Regions from separate parts of the Homo sapiens genome. Here region 1 is linked to region 2. A link is an interaction called in ENCODE POLR2A ChIA-PET data of the cell type or tissue named here. Cell type or tissue: Caco-2. All regions are shown on one strand. Each heading gives the region's core, and the rest is flanking DNA. Links, peaks and the distances in the headings are about the cores only.

Region 1 (8,031 bases), core at 5,510-8,009, 370 kb after region 2:
AGGTCTGCAGCTTCACTCCTGAAGTCAGTGAGACCATGAGGCCACCAGAAGGAATAAACTCCGGACACATCTGAACATGTGAAGGAACGTACTCCAGACACACCATCTTTAAGAACTGTAACACTCACTGCGAGTGTCTGCGACTTCATTCTTGAAGTCAGCGAGACAAAGAACCCACCAATTCCGGACACATTTTGGCGACCACGAGGGGACTATCGCCTATCGTCAAGTGGTGAGACTATCGTCAAGCGGTGAGACTATCGTCAAGCAGTGAGACCATCGCCTATTGCTGAGACCATCGCCTATCGCCAAGTGGAGAGTCCCATCGAACCCCTTTCGCTTGCTATTCTGTCCTATTTTTCCGTAGAATTCGGGGGCTAAATACCGGGCACCTGTCAGCCAGTTAAAAGTGACTAGCATGGCCACTGGACTAAAGACATGGGTGTCAGGCTTTCTGGGAAAGAGCTCTCTAACAATCTCCGACTCTTCAGAGTTGGGAGCATTGGTTTGCCTGGAACCAGCTTCCGCTTTTCCTGTACTTCTGGGCTGAGCCGAGCATCGACAGAGAGGAAAGCCATTCAGCTCCGGGGTGCCGACAACAAGTTGGTTGACCCAGCAGCCATGAGCGGAACTCTCAAAGGCATGTCGCCCAAGTGAGACTCACCCATCTATCCTATCTATCCTGACCCTTGTCCTCTGGGTCCTAATGCTTGCCAGACAAACTTCCCCTTGCCTCTTTTCTCTGAGGCTAGCCTCCCTTCTAAAAACCACTCCCTATCTCTGGTGCTTTTCTAGTTTCTCCTATAACAATGATTTCTAGTATCAACTTCAGGACTCTGTTACCTTCTTTAGGCACCCAGGCTCACCAATCAGAAAGACATAATTTTTGCCCAAAGCCCCATCATAGGGGGAACTATCTGGAATTTTAGGATACCTCCTCAGACAAGCAGGCGTAACAAAAGCTATTCCTGAAGCTAGGATATGGGGAGCCTCAGAAATTGTATCCTTCCTGTTCATATAAGTGAGGACAAAAGGCATCACTCTTCCAACTCTGGAGATCCCTTCCCTCCCTCAGGGTATGGCCCTCCACTTCATTTTTGGGGCATAACATCTTTATAGGACACGGGTAAGGTCACAATACTAACAGGAGAATGCTTAGGACTCTAACAGGTTTTCGAGAATGTGTCGGTAAGGGCCACTAAATCCAATTTTTCTTGGTCCTCTTTGTGGTCTAGGAGGACAGGCAAGGTTGCAGGTTTTTGAGAATGTGTCAGTAAGGGCCACTAAATCCAACCTTCCTCAGTCCTCTTTGTGGCCTGGGAGGAAAACTAGTGTTTCTGCTGCTGCGTCAGTGAGTGCGACTATTCCAATCAGCAGGGTCCAGGGATGGTTGCAGGTTCTTGGGCAGGGGTTGTTTCTGCTGCTGCGTCGGTAAGCACAACTATTCTGATCAGCAGGGTCCAGGGACCATTGCAGGTTCTTAGGCAGAGGGAGAAACAAAACAAACCAAAACTGTGGGTGGTTTTGTCTTTCAGATGGGAAACACTCAGGCATCAACAGGCTCACCCTTGAAATGCATCCTAAGCCATTGGGGCCAATTTGACCCACAAACCCTGAAAAAGAGGCAGCTCATTTTTTTCTGCACTATGGCCTGGCCCCAATATTCTCTCTCTGATGGAGAAAAATGGCCACCTGAGGGAAGTACAAATTACAATACTATCCTGCAGCTTGACCTTTTCTGTAAGAGCGAAGGCAAATATGGAGAGAAATACCTTATGTCCTAGCTTTCTTTTCATTGAAGGAGAATACACAACTATGCAAAGCTTGCAATTTACATCCCACAGGAGGACCTCTCAGTTTACCCCCATATCCTAGCCTCCCTGTAGCTCCCCTTACTATTAATGATAATCCTCCTCTAATCTCCCCTGCTCAGAAAGAAATAAGCAAAGAAATCTCCAAAGGACCACAAATCCCCCCGGACCATCAGTTATGTCCCCTTCAAGCTGTAGGGGGAGGGGAATTTGGCCCAACCTGGGTACATGTCCCCTTCTCCCTCTCTGATTTAAAGCAGATCAAGGCAGACCTGGGGAAGTTTTCAGATGATCCTGATAGGTATATAGATGTCCTACCGGGTCTAGGGCAAACCTTCGATCTCACTTGGAGAGATGTCATGCTACTGTTAGATCAAACCCTGGCCTTTGATGAAAGGAATGCAGCTTTAGCTGCAGCCTGAGAGTTTGGAGATACTTGGTATCTTAGTCAAGTAAATGATAGAATGACAGCCAAAGAAAGGGATAAATTCCCTACTGGTCAGCAAGCCATCCCCAGTATGGATCCCCATTGGGACCCTGACTCAGATCATGGGGACTGGAGTCATAAACATCTGTTGACCTGTGTTCTAGAAGGACTAAGGAGAATTAGGAAAAAGCCCATGAATTATTCAATGATGTCCGCCATAACTCAGGGAAAGGAAGAAAATCCTTCTGCCTTCCTTGAGCGGCTATGGGAGGCCTTAAGAAAATATACTCCCCTGTCACCTGAATCACTCAAGATTCAATTGATTCTAAAAGATAAGTTTATTACCCAATCAGCAGCAGATATCAGAAGAAAGCTCCAAAAGCAAGCCCTGGGCCCTGAACAAAATTTGAAGGCATTATTAAACCTAGCAACCTCGGTGTTCTATAATAGGGACCAAGAGGAACAGTCCCAAAAGGAAAAGTGAGATCAGAGAAAGGCCACAGCCTTAGTCATGGCCCTCAGACAAACAAACCTTGGTGGTTCAGAGAGGACAGAAAATGGAGCAGGCCAATCACCTGGTAGGGCTTGTTATCAGTGTGGTTTACAAGGACACTTTAAAAAAGATTATCCAATGAGAAACAAGCCAACCCCTCCTCCATATCCACTATGCCGAGGCAATCACTGGAAGGTGCACTGCTCCAGAGGACAAAGATTCTTTGGGTCAGAAGCCCCCAACCAGATGATCCAACAACAGGATTAAGAGTTCCTGGGGCAAGCGCCAGCTCATGTCATCACCCTCCCTGAGCCCCAGGTATGTTTAACCATTGAGGGCCAGGAAATTGACTTCCTCCTGGACATTGGCATGGCCTTCTCAGTGTTAATCTCCTGTCCTGGACGACTGTCCTCAAGGTCTGTTACCATCCGAGGAATCCTGGGACAGCCTGTAACCAGGTATTTCTCCCACCTCCTCAGCTGTAATTGGAGACTTTGCTCTTTTCACATGCCTTTCTTGTTATGCCTGAAAGTCCCACACCCTTATTAGGGAGGGATATATTAGCAAAGGCTGGAGCTATTATCTACATGAATATGGAGAACAAGTTACCCATTTTTTGTCCCCTACTTGAAGAGGGAATCAACCCTGAAGTCTGGGCATTGGAAGGACACTTTGGAAGGGCAAAATATGCCCATGCAGTCCAAATCAGGCTAAAAGACCCCACCACTTTTCCTTCTCAAAGGCAATATCCCTTAAGGCCTGAAGCTCATAAAGGTTTACAGGATATTATTAAACATTTAAAAGCTCAAGGCTTACTAAGGAAATGTGGCAGTCCCTGCAACACCCCAATTCTAGGAGTACAAAAACCAAACGGTCAGTGGAGACTAGTGCAAGATCTTAGACTCATCAATGAGGCAGTAATTCCTCTATATCCAGTTGTACCCAACCCCTATACCTTGCTCTCTCAAATAACAGAGGAAGCAGAATGGTTCACTGTTCTGGACCTCAAGGATGCCTTCTTCTGTATTCCCCTGCACTCTGACTCCCAGTTTCTCTTTGCCTTCCAGGATCCCACAGACCACACATCCCAACTTACGTGGACAGTCTTGCCCAAAGGGTTTAGGGATAGCTCTCATCTATTTGGTCAGGCACTGGCCCAAGATGTAGGTCACTTCTCAAGTCCAGGCACTCTGGTCCTTCAGTATGTGGATGATTTACTTTTGGCTGTCAGTTTGGAAGCCTCATGCCAGCAGGCTACTCTAGATCTCTTGAACTTTCTAGCTAATCAAGGGTACAAGGTGTCTAGGTCGAAGGCCCAGCTTTGCCTACAGCAGGTCAAATATCTGGGCCTAATCTTAGCCAGAGGGACCAGGGCCCTCAGCAAGGAACAAATACAGCCTATACTGGCTTATCCTCACCCTAAGACATTAAAACAGTTGCAGGGGTTCCTTGGAATCACCGGCTTTTGGCGACTATGGATCCCCGGATACAGCGAGATAGCTGGGCCCCTCTATACTATAATCAAGGAGACCCAGAGGGCAAATACTCATCTAGTAGAATGGGAACCAGGGGCAGAAACAGCCTTCAAAACCTTAAAGCAGGCTATAGTACAAGCTCCAGCTTTAAGCCTTCCCACAGGACAAAACTTTTCTTTATACATCACAGAGAGAGCAGGGATAGCTCTTGGAGTCCTTACTCAGACTCGTGGGACAACCCCACAACCAGTGGCCTACCTAAGTAAGGAGTTGATATAGTAGCAAAAGGCTGGTCTCACTGTTTATGGGTAGTTGCGGCGGTGGCCGTCTTTGTGTCAGAGGCTATCAAGATAATACAAGGAAAGGATCTCACTGTCTGGACTACTCATGATGTAAATGGCATACTAGGTGCCAAAGGAAGTTTATGGCTATCAGACAACCGCCTACTTAGATACCAGGCACTACTCCTTGAGGTACCTGTGCTTCAGATACATACGTGCGTGGCCCTCAACCCTGCCACTTTTCTCCCAGAGGATGGGGAACCAATTGAGCATGACTGCCAACAAATTATAGTCCAGACTTATGCTGCCCGAGATGATCTCTTAGAAGTCCCCTTAGCTAATCCTGACCTTAACCTGTATACCGATGGAAGCTTATTTGTGGATAATGGGATATGAAGGGCAGGTTATGCCATAGTTAGTGATGTAACCGTACTTGAAAGTAAGCTTTTCCCCCACGGACCAGTGCCCAGTTAGCAGAAATAGTGGCACTTACCCGAGCCTTAGAACTGGGAAAGGGAAAAAGAATAAATGTGTATACAGATAGCAAGTATGCTTATCTAATCCTACATGCCCATGCTGCAATATGGAAAGAAAGGGAGTTCCTAACCTCTGGGGGAACCCCCATTAAATACCACAAGGAAACCATGGAGTTATTGCACGCAGTGCAAAAACCCAAAGAGGTGGCAGTCTTACACTGCCGAAGCCATCAAAAAGGGGAAGGTGAGGGGAGAACAGCAGCATAAGCAGCCGGCAGAGGCAGAGAAAGACCAGCAGAGAGAGAGATACAAAGTCAAAGAAGGAAAGAGAGAAAGAGACAGAAAGGAAAGAGAGAGAGACAAAAAGTCAAAGAAAGAAGGAGAGAGAGAGGAAGAGACAGACAAAGAAGGAGTCAAAGAGAGAGACAGAGAGGAAGAGAGAGACAAAGAAGTCAAAGAGAAAGAGAGATGGAAGTAGTAAAGAAAAAACGGTGTACCCTATTCCTTTAAAAGCCAGGGCAAATTTAAAACCTACAATTGGTAATTTAAGGTCTTCTCTGTAACCCTATAACACTCCAATACCACCTTGTTGTCAGTGTAAACAAGGGCATAGCCTGAAAGCACTGAGGCCACTGACAACCCATAGCCTTCCTATCAAAAATCCTTAACCCAGCAGGTTTCCTAATAGGAGATCTAAATCTGAAGGTCTGACCACACATAGGAGGAACTCCCTTCAGGACAGGATGATAGATGGTTCCTCCCAGGCAATTAGGAAAAAAGACACAATGGGTATTCAGTAAGTGATAAGGAAACTCTTACAGAAGCAGAGTTAGGAAAATTGCCCAATAATTGGTCTGCTTAAACGTTCGAGCTGTTTGCACTCAGCCAAACCTTAAAGTACTTGCAGAATCAGGAAGGAGCCATCTATACCAATTTTAAGTTAATATGGACTGAACAAGGTCTTATTAATAGCAAAGAATAATTGAAATCCCAAACTTACAAGGTTTTCAACTAAAGTAAAGTTTGCTAAAAGTTAGTAGTGTAACATGCGTTATCATACTGCCACACACTCTCAAAGGATTTCTCAGTTTGCAGGAAGTGATGAAATCTATCCTTACTCTACAATCCCAAATAGACTCTTTAGCAGCAGTGACTCTCCAAAACTGCCAAGGCCTAGACCTCCTCACTGCTGAGAAAGGAGGACTCTGCACCTTCTTAGGGGAAGAGTGTTGTTTTTACACTAACCAGTCAGGGATAGTACGAGATGCTGCCTGGTGTTTCAGGAAAAGGCTTCTGAAATCAGACAACGCCTTTCAAACTCTTATACCAACTTCTAGAGTTGGGCAACATGGCTTCTCCTCTTTCTAGGTCCCGTGGCAGCCATGTTGCTGTTACTCGCCTTTGGACCCTGTATTTTTAACCTTCTTGTCAAATTTGTTTCCTCTAGAATCGAGGCCATCAAGCTACAGATGGTCTTACAAATGGAACCCCAAATGAGCTCAACTAACAACTTCTACCGAGGACCCCTGGACCGACCTGCTGGCCCTTCCACTGGCCTAAAGAGTTCCCCTCTGGAGGACACAACTGCAGGGCCACTTCTTCGCCCCTATCCAGCAGGAAGTAGCTAGAGCAGTCATCAGCCAAATTCCCAACAGCAGTTAAGGTATCCTATTTAGAGGGGGGGATTGAGAGATGACAATGTGCTAGCAGCCCTGGCTCGCTCTTGGCGCCTCCGCAGCCTCGGTGTCCACTCTGGATGCACTGGAGGAGCCCTTCAGCCTGCCGCTGCACTGTGGGGGCCCCTCTCTGGGGCTGGCCGAGGCCGGAGCCGGCTCCCTCTGTTCACGGGGAGGTGTGGAGGGAGAGGCATGGGTGGGAGCTGGGGCTGTGCACGGTGCTTGCGGGCCGGCGTGGGTTCCAGGTGGGCTTGATCGAGGAACGAGCTCCCTCTGGGCTGCTGGAGTGCCTGGGCTAGGTGCCACGAAGTCCCACGGCAAGTGCCATCAAGAGGTGAAGCCGGCTAGGCTTCTGGGTCAGGTGGGGACTTGGAGAACTTTTCTGTCTAGTTAAAGGATTGTAAAGGCACCAGTCAGCACTCTGTGTCTAGCTAAAGGTTTGTAAACTCACCAATCAGCGCTCTGTCAAAACAGACCAATCAGCTCTCTGTAAAACGGACCAATCAGCTCTCTGTAAAATGGACCGATCAGCTCTCTGTAAAATGGACTAATCAGTAGGATGTGGGTGGGGCCAGATAAAGGAATAAAAGCAGGCCACCTGAGCCAGCAGTGGCAATCTGCTAGGGTCCCCTTCCATGCTGTGGAAGCTTTGTTGTTTCGCTCTTCACAGTAAATCTTGCTGCTGGTCACTCTTTGGGTCTGCGCCCCCTTTATGAGCTGTTAACACTCACCGCGAAGGTCTGCAGCTTCACTCCTGAAGCCAGTGAGACCACGAGCCCACCAGAAGGAACGGACAATTCCAGACGTGCCGCCTTTAAGAGCTGTAACACTCACCGTGAAGGTCTGCAGCTTCACTCCTGAAGTCAGCGAGACCACAAACCCACCAGAAGGAAGAAACTCCGGACACATCTGAACATCTGAATGAACAAACTCCGGACACACCATCTTTAAGAACTGTAACGCTCACTGCGAGGGTCCGCAGCTTCATTCTTGAAGTCAGCGAGACCAAGAACCACCAATTCCGGACATACAGGGATTACAAGCTTGAGCCACCGTGCCCCATCATAAAGCTCTTAATATAGTACCTGGCACATCTTTCAAACTCAGAATTTTTGAAACATAACACATTTTTTTTTATGTTAACAATTTCATCTTACTGACTTTAGTCTCGAGTCTAAAAAATTTACATAAGCTCGGCACAGTGGCTCATGCCTGTAATCCTAGCACTTTGAGAGGCCAAGGCAGAAGAATCACCTGAGGTCAGGGGTTCAAGACCAGCCTGGCCAACATGGTGAAACCCCATCTCTACTAAAAATACAAAAATCAGCCGGATGTGGTGGCGTGCACCTGTAATCCCAGCGAGGGAGGCTGAGGCAGGAGAATCGCTTGAAC
Region 2 (8,162 bases), core at 3,555-6,054:
AATGGAGCCACTAGCCCATTTACAAGAGGGTTAATTGAGGTCATTCTGCAGACCTCTTTCTAATAATGGCCACTGTTATTATCCCTCCCCTAACCCTGACCTGGCTCTTTCAAGATCCAATTTGGGTAGAACAGTAGCCTTTAAAGGGAGAGAAATTACAAGGCCATGAATTAGTTGAGGAGCAATTAAAAGCTGGCCATATAGAACCATCAAACAGCTCTTGGAATTTGCCCATTTTCATCATTCCCAAAAGGTCTGGCAAGTGGAGACTTTTGCATGACTTATGGGCTATCAATGCTAATTTGCAACCTGTGGAGACCCTTCAACAGGGCCTCCCTTCCCCCATGATGATTCCTCAAGATTGGCCTATAGTCATTATTGACTTAAAAGACTGCTTTTATACTATTCCCCTTGCACAGGACAGAGAAAAATTTGCATTTATAATACCAGCTATCAATAATGAAAGGCCAGCTCACCAATTTCATTGGAAAGTGCTTCCTCAAGGAACGCTAAACAGTCCTACCATGTGTCAGTATCACGTAAACCAGGCTTTGCTCCCCAGTAGAAAAGAATTTTCTAATTGCAGGATTATTCATTTGATGGATGATATTTTACTGGCAGCCCCAACAGAGCCAGTACTTTTAAGTTTGTATGCCTCTGTCATAAAGAATATACAGTTAAGAGGTTTAATCATAGCACCTGAAAAAGTACAAATGTCCTCTCCTTGGAAATATCTTGGATACATACTAAGATATTCCCAGTCAGTAAGACCTCAAAAGGTTAAATACTAGCAGCTTACATACCTTAAATTATTATCAAAAATTACTAGGTGATATTAACTGGCTTCATCCCACCTTGGGCATAACTACTGATAAGTTGCAAAATCTGTTTTCTATCCTAAAGGGCAATACAGCCCTAGACTTTCCCAGGTATTTAACTACTGCAGCAAAAAGAGAAATTGAGGAAATAGAGCACGCTATTTCTCAGAGGCAACTAGATCTCACAGACCCAAAATATTCAGTTCAATTGTTTGTTTTTCCTACTAAACATTCCCCAACAGGATTAATAGGATGGAGGCCCCAGGGCTACACTTCCTAGAGTGGGTTATTTGCTCACATACAGGGACTAAAACTCTATCTTCCTATATCCAGCTAGTTAATAAAGTCATCTATTCAGGCCACAGATGATGCAATCAGTTGCTAGGTTATGACCCTGATGTCATCAGAATTCCTTTAAGCAAAAAGCAATTTGAAGCAGTATTGCCCCATCTCTAGATTTTCAGATAGCACTCTCTGATTACACAGGCCATATAGAGCATGCCCTTCCTGCTGATAAACTACTTCAGTTCTTATCTTGTACTCCTGTAGTTGTGCCTACAAAAGAAGTTCACTCTCCCATACCTAACACTTTAACGCTTTTTACTGATGGCTCTGGTAAACATGGAAAAGCGGCTATCTGGTGGAAACCACATAATTCCCTCATTCGTTCTGGATTTACTAGCCCTCAGAGAGCTGAGGTTGAAGCCTTAATATTGGCCCTGGAAATTTTTTCCACTCAGACTATCAACATTGTTAGTGATCCTGCTTACTCTGTTTATTTATTGCAGAACCTTAAACCAGCCCTCATTAAGTCCACTCTTGAGCCCACCCTGTGTGCACTTTTTCTGCTACTTCATCAATTGCTAGATCAATGTACACATCCTATTTTTATAACACACATTTGAGCCCACACCTCACTGCCTGGCCTACTAGTTCATGGTAAGAATCAAGCAGGCCTGCAAATTATGATGTCACTACTTGACCAAGCCACCCAATAGCATCAGTTTTTCCACCAAAGTTGGAGAAACTTAACTAAACAATTTCAACTTACCCAAAGACTAGCTAAACAAATTATCCTGCAATGCTCAGATTGCCAGCTCACAGGCACATCCCCCTCCTTCAACAGGTGTTAACCCTAGAGGACTAGAACCTAATCAGTTATGGCAAACAGATGTTACACACATCCCTGAATTTGGAAAACTAAGATATGTACATGTATCCATTGATACCAATTCTCACCTAGTTAGCACACATGCTTTTCCTGGAGAGTCCACTCAATATGTTATTAAACATCTTCTCTTAACTTTTGCTTTTATGGGGCAGCCCACAAAAATTAAAACTGATAATGATCTGGCTTATGCCAGCTCACAATTTCAACAATTTTGTCACACATGAAACATCCAACATTCCGGAGGCATCCCGTATAGCCCCCAAGGACAGGCCATATTAGAATGTGCCCACTCCACTCTTAAAAATATGCCCAGAAAACAAAAAAGGGGGAATATGAGTAAGGACCCTGCAACACTACTAGCACAAGCACTATTTATCCTTAATTTAAAAAATTTAGATGATACATTTCAATCAGCCATAGAAAAGCACTTTGCTAAAACTTCTCAAGACATAAAACCTGCAGATTTATGGAAAGATGTAAATAGTAATGTATGGTGTGGTCCAAATGATTTGCTAAAATGAGGAAGAGGATATGCTTGTGTTCACACCCCCTCAGGTCCTCTTTGGATTCCAGCACAATGCATCAAACCATACCATGGCGGGGCTAGGACCCAACCCGGTACCCGAAATGAAGGAGTTAACCCTACAAGACCCACAGCCCCGGACAATGTGGCTTCCACAGATGACACAAGCCCCAAACATCACCTGGGGGATGCTGAAGAAGATGACTTAGGAGGCTGAGCAAATCCTGCTCTGGACACAGACACCATTCACTCCAGATAATCTGTTCCTTGCTATGCTTTCTGTTGTACATCGCAACTCTTGTAGGACCTTTTTTATTCTCTCACTTTGCCTGCAACCTGTACCTGCTACACTCTATTAAGCCCATCTTCTAAATCCTCCTTTTTTCTGCCCTGTTACTTAGGCAGATACCCCCTTCCCAGCCTCTAATAACATAACTGTTTGGCTGGGAGGGATAGATTTACCCCCAGTGGGGTCCCTCATTAATGGCACACATTGGACTAAGGTGCCAGGTAACAGTACATATCACTCCACTATCTTCCCACTGTGTGTTAGTTATAAAAGTTCTAACCCTTACTGTGTACCTGCCCAAACACAATTATGGCTACATCATGGCAAAGGAAATGCCTTAACAGTCTTAGTTGCAGGTAGCCTCAAACTGGGCCACGCAATTAATGCCACTTTCCCAAACATTCCTCCCTGTGCTAAAGAACAAAGTCAGGAAAGTAATGGATTCCATTTTAGCTGGGAGGTCTGTCACGGGGACAAGCCCATAGTCCCCAGTTAGGCAATTATAACATCTTAGACTGGAGCCCCCACAGCCATTTGCAGGGCGATTGTACTGATGTCCACGTCTATCATGGCATCAATGACAGTTTCATAGCCACGTCCCATTCCCCTATAATTTGGGCCAATAAGGGAATGGGATATCCCAGACCCCACGTAAGGTCCATGCCACCCCAGTACAATTTATGGCACCTGGGACATCTTGGCACCTCCCTTAACACCTGGCATGGGACATATCATAATCCAGTCACAATAATACTATGACCTTTTTTCATAATCACACTGATCAGTGCCTGATTTACACTACCCATCCATATGTTTTCCTTATGTGAGCCAATATTTCTATTACACCCTAAAACTCCTCGTTTGTGACCCGAGTGCAGGGACAGGCTTGGTTCGCCTCTTGTATCACTAATTATAATATATCTAATTTAAATATTACTAGTGTCATGGTACTGAGGAGACAATCTGAGGTTTTCCTACTAGTCAATTTAACATGCAATTGGCAAGGTTCCTCTGCCCTTGCCACCTTAGAACATGCCCTATCCCAGATCAGACACAAAAGATTCAGTTACACTGATAGCCTTTATAGTCTCAGCCATAGTCATCCTAGCAACTGCTAGTGTTGCTATAGCCATCTATTACTGAATCAGTACAAACAGCTACTTTTGTAGATAACTTGGCCAGTAATGTGTCTAATGAACTTCTCTTACAGCAGGGTATAGATCAAAAGATTCTTGCACATCTGCAAGCCCTCAAGGCTTCCTTGGAATATGTGGGGGAGCGACAAGATGCGTTGGCATTTTGACAGCAATTAAACTGTGACTGGGAGCATAAGCATACCTGTGTCACTTCTCTACCTCGGAATCAATTGACACATAGTTGGGATGAGGTGAAACAACACCTCTGGGGAATCTTACAAGATAATTTAACAGCAGACATAAGGCAACTTAAAACTAGAATTTTGGAATCCCTAAATGCCGTAGATCTACACACCCAACAAACAGCCATATGGAAGGATGTGTGAGAACATCTCTCTTGGATAAAACCCCACTCCTGGTGGGGGTCACTCCTTGATTGGAAAAGAATGTTACTGATTATACTCATGTTTGTCTTATGTTATTTACTAATTCTAGGATGCAAAGCCACAACATGAGCAGTGACTTCTGCGCCAGACAAACCTGTTGCTGCACACATCTGTGCTCTTCAATTAACAAAACCTGATGCAAAAAACAACAACAACAACAAAAAAAAAAAAACAAACAGAAAAGGGGTAGATATAGAAGATCAGTCAGGCTGGTGCGAGAAATTATAAGAAAAAGATGCAAACCTTATTGGAAGGCCAGGAGGTTTTGCAAAAGCTTCAAAAGAGGATTTGGCTGAAGGCAGCTGAATTCTCTCAGGGTAGATAACAAGGAAGTGCAAGGGAATTGATTTAGATAAGTTAGTTTGCTTAGGCCTTGGAACCTGGCCTTTAATCATCCGCACACAGGACTGCTCTCTGGGGAATGGTGGGGTGGTGAGGGAGGGCGTGACCATGTTAATTACCCACAAGTTGTGTTGACTCAAAGCTTTTGTCATTAAATCTGTACTAAATAAATGCCCACAGCACCGGCTTGTCAGGGCTGTGGCTGCTGTGACTCTTTATGGCACCCTCCTCAGTGTCTGTGAGCCGCCTGGTCCCCTAGCCACCGGCCCAGGCAAAAAATCTGTGTCTGCATACATTTGTTCGTCTGTCGCTCCACCAGCGTCTGCAGGTCAGACCCTGCAGGCATGGTGGCTCATGCCTGTAATCCCAGCACTTTGGGAGGCCAAGGCAGGTGGATCATCTGAGGTCAGGAGTTTGAGACCAGCCTGCCCAACATGGTGAAACCCCATCTCTACTAAAAATACAAAAATTTAGCCAGGCGTGGCAATGTGGAACTGTAATCCCAGCTACTTGGGAGGCCGAGGCAGGAGAATCGCTTGAACCTGGAAGGTGGAGGTTTCAGTAAGCCAAGATCGTGCTATTGCACTCCAGCCTGGATGACAAGAGGGAAACTCTGTCTCACAAAACCAAACCAAACCAAACAAAACAAAAAAATACAGGCAAGCTCAGAGAGTACTGTAATAAATATTTCTCTATCCAACATGCAGAATGAACAAAGGTTAATGTGTAACTTTTGTTTCAGATGTTTTCATATAAAGTAGATGTAAGACTTGGTGAAAATAGGGTTATCTTGCAGCTGGACTGAAACAGCACTATGCTTATCTGCAGGGATGCACGGAAGTCTGGTATGACCCTTGGCCAAAGTAGGATTAGGTATACTAGTTAATGATTTATATTATGCTGTTTAAAAACTGAAACTCTTTTGGAAGGACTCTGTACTAACTAGCTTACTTAGTTTAAAAATATATAAATTACTGGTTTGCACCTAGTTTGACCAATTTTACAGCCTGGCTTTAGCTGTGTGGCTCGGAGTATATGAAAGACCTCTCTACATATTTATTTCCTGGGCTCCCCTAAAACTAGGATAGCCTGTGCATATCTTGATGGTTCATTATCTGAAGTTGACATATGCTGTGCAACTGAAAAAGGGCCCTAGGGCTGTGTCTGGTAGTTTTCAGACCTCCCTATGATTGCTTGCACTTTCTTTCTACGTTTGTGTTGAGCCGTATTTTTTACCTTTACCATCTGTTTGTTGTTGCTATATAGAAATGCAATTGCTTTTGGTACATTTATTTTGCATCCAAGAAAATTGACCAGCTCATAATTTCTAAAATAGAGCTACAAATCTTTGGGATTTTCTAACTACACGCACATATCATCAGTACATAATATTTTTTATTTTTAATCCCTGTTTTTTTTTATTGCACTGAATAGAAATTCCAGGAAAATGTTAAACAAAGTGACGTTAGCAGTTACTGTTGTCTTTTTCCTGTTGTTAAAAGGAATGCTTTCGATATGTCACCATTATTTATGGTGTTTACCTTTTAACAGATTAAGGAATTTCACTTTGTACTTGATTTTTGTTTGAGGTTTTGCTGTTCCTTTTTAATCTTAAATACTTCTTGTATTTTATAAATTCTTTTTCTGTATCAGAAATAATGACATGATTTTACTTTTTTATTCTTTTAGTATGGCAAATTACATTAATTTTCTAGTGTTAAACACCTTCTTGGGGAATAAGCTCAATTTGTTGTGCATATGTATATGTACACATACATACACACACATTGATTTATATATATTGCTACATTCAATGTATTAATATTTCTGTTTAATATTTTTGCATTTTAATAGACAATGTGACTTGTGATTTTCCCTCTTCCTAGTGTACTCAGTAATTATCAAGAGAATACTAAAATATATTTCAGGTGCTCCTCATTGCATCTGATGGTTTAGTGCCTATCCTCTGCTATTCTAGAATTCTACCATTTGCGTTGCGAGTCAGGAGCCTAGTTCTTTCTATAACAGCTCCAACCGTTCTCTCTAACAGAGAAAACAGCCATTACTGATGTAACCAATGATCCTCATGTCCCACTTCACAGTAGATTCTTACTGACTTTGTGAGCAGAATGTCCTCTAGGTCTTCCTGAGGAAAATATTAGCATTCCCAATTCTCTGAACCTATCCCTTCCTTCGCAACTGGCCACAACAGCTCTTTGCCTTTTCTTTGATTGCAGGTCATACCTCACAGGCTTCTGGGTGCCAATCTAGAAAGTATTACCACAGCTCATGCCTGAGTGTTAAAAACTGTGTCACATAGAATGCTCCCTATTGACAAACTTTCCTTTGTTTAGCAGAAGCCCTCAAGACAGTGTCATCCAACACAAGGTAACCATATTCTGCACTTCCTTTGTCCTACAATATTTCCTCCTTTGACAGCCCCATCACATCCCTCATCAAGATAAGCTGAGATTTGACTTGCTATGGTTTTGTTGGTCAGTGGTGAATATGAGGGCCGATTGCTTTTTGACAAGCATTGTTTTTGAGACTTCTATTCTGGAACATGAGAGAATTTACCACTCTGCAAAAGATTCAAGGGAAGCTGGATTCAAGGTTCTCAAATGCATCACCTTAGGTCTCAAGTTTCAGGGTTTCACTCCTTCCCTAGCAGTGTCCTCGCTTCAGCATGGGAGACTTACCAACACTGAAAATTCAGCCTCCCTTGAAGCCTCTTCCACTTCTACAATTAAGTCCTGGGCCTAAATCATCAGCTCTGTTGGCCCTCTGGCTGTGGAAGATGAGAGTTTCGTGAAACACTTTCAAAAAGTCCTTTGAATGTCACTCTAAACTTTAAGTTCTTAATATATGTAAGCCTGTCATTTTCTCTTTTCAACAAATCATTTGCGATTAGCAGCAGACATCCAACTCCATAGTCCTTATAGTTATGATTTCCCCAATCTTCTCAAATGCTCAAGAAACTATACTGTCTCATGTATCTTCTTTCATCTGTATCCCATCCCAGCTCACCACAGGGGAAAGTCTTAGCAATCTTACTGGTCCAACATGCTAGTCACTATTAATATTCCACCTACCACCAGTAACTGGATCTTTTTTGTAATCCAGCTGAGAAGAGTCAAATCCTACCCTAATGGTCTGTTTCATAGGCCCACTCCTGGCACACAACTATCCAAGATGTGGTTCCCTAGAAGCAGAGCCTGAGAAAAGGATTCTTGTTCAAAATTTATTCAGGGAGTGGAGAAGGAGAGGAAAGAACGAGCTTAGGGGAGGGAAACACAAATGAAGTGAAAATAAAGTTTCAGATGGAGACTGTTTTCAACCTGATCTTACAAGTGAGCTCTAAGCACAAGTCACCCCCACAGAGTTGGTTACCCTTGAGATAAGAAGACTGGCTTTTTATACCCTCTTGTCATTCAGAC

Evidence for each region. Peaks named below come from ENCODE experiments on the same cell type or tissue, not always from the same donor. Only the 100,000 strongest peaks of a DNase experiment are listed, where the experiment ranks them.
Region 1: POLR2A ChIA-PET joins it to region 2 with 7 read pairs; 2 of 35 experiments call an interaction of 5 or more read pairs at or near these places.

Annotation. Positions count from the first base shown.
Region 1 is chr4:158,658,173-158,666,203 of GRCh38, forward strand. No RefSeq gene overlaps it. Among named protein-coding and RNA genes, the nearest start is that of C4orf46, 9.7 kb to the right of the region's middle. RefSeq lists an enhancer at 1,290-1,796. In Caco-2, for the core only: no CTCF peak of the experiment used is centred there; no DNase peak of the experiment used is centred there.
Region 2 is chr4:158,293,994-158,302,155 of GRCh38, forward strand. No RefSeq gene overlaps it. Among named protein-coding and RNA genes, the nearest start is that of TMEM144, 88 kb to the left of the region's middle. In Caco-2, for the core only: no CTCF peak of the experiment used is centred there; DNase peaks (open chromatin) are centred at 4,818 and 5,548.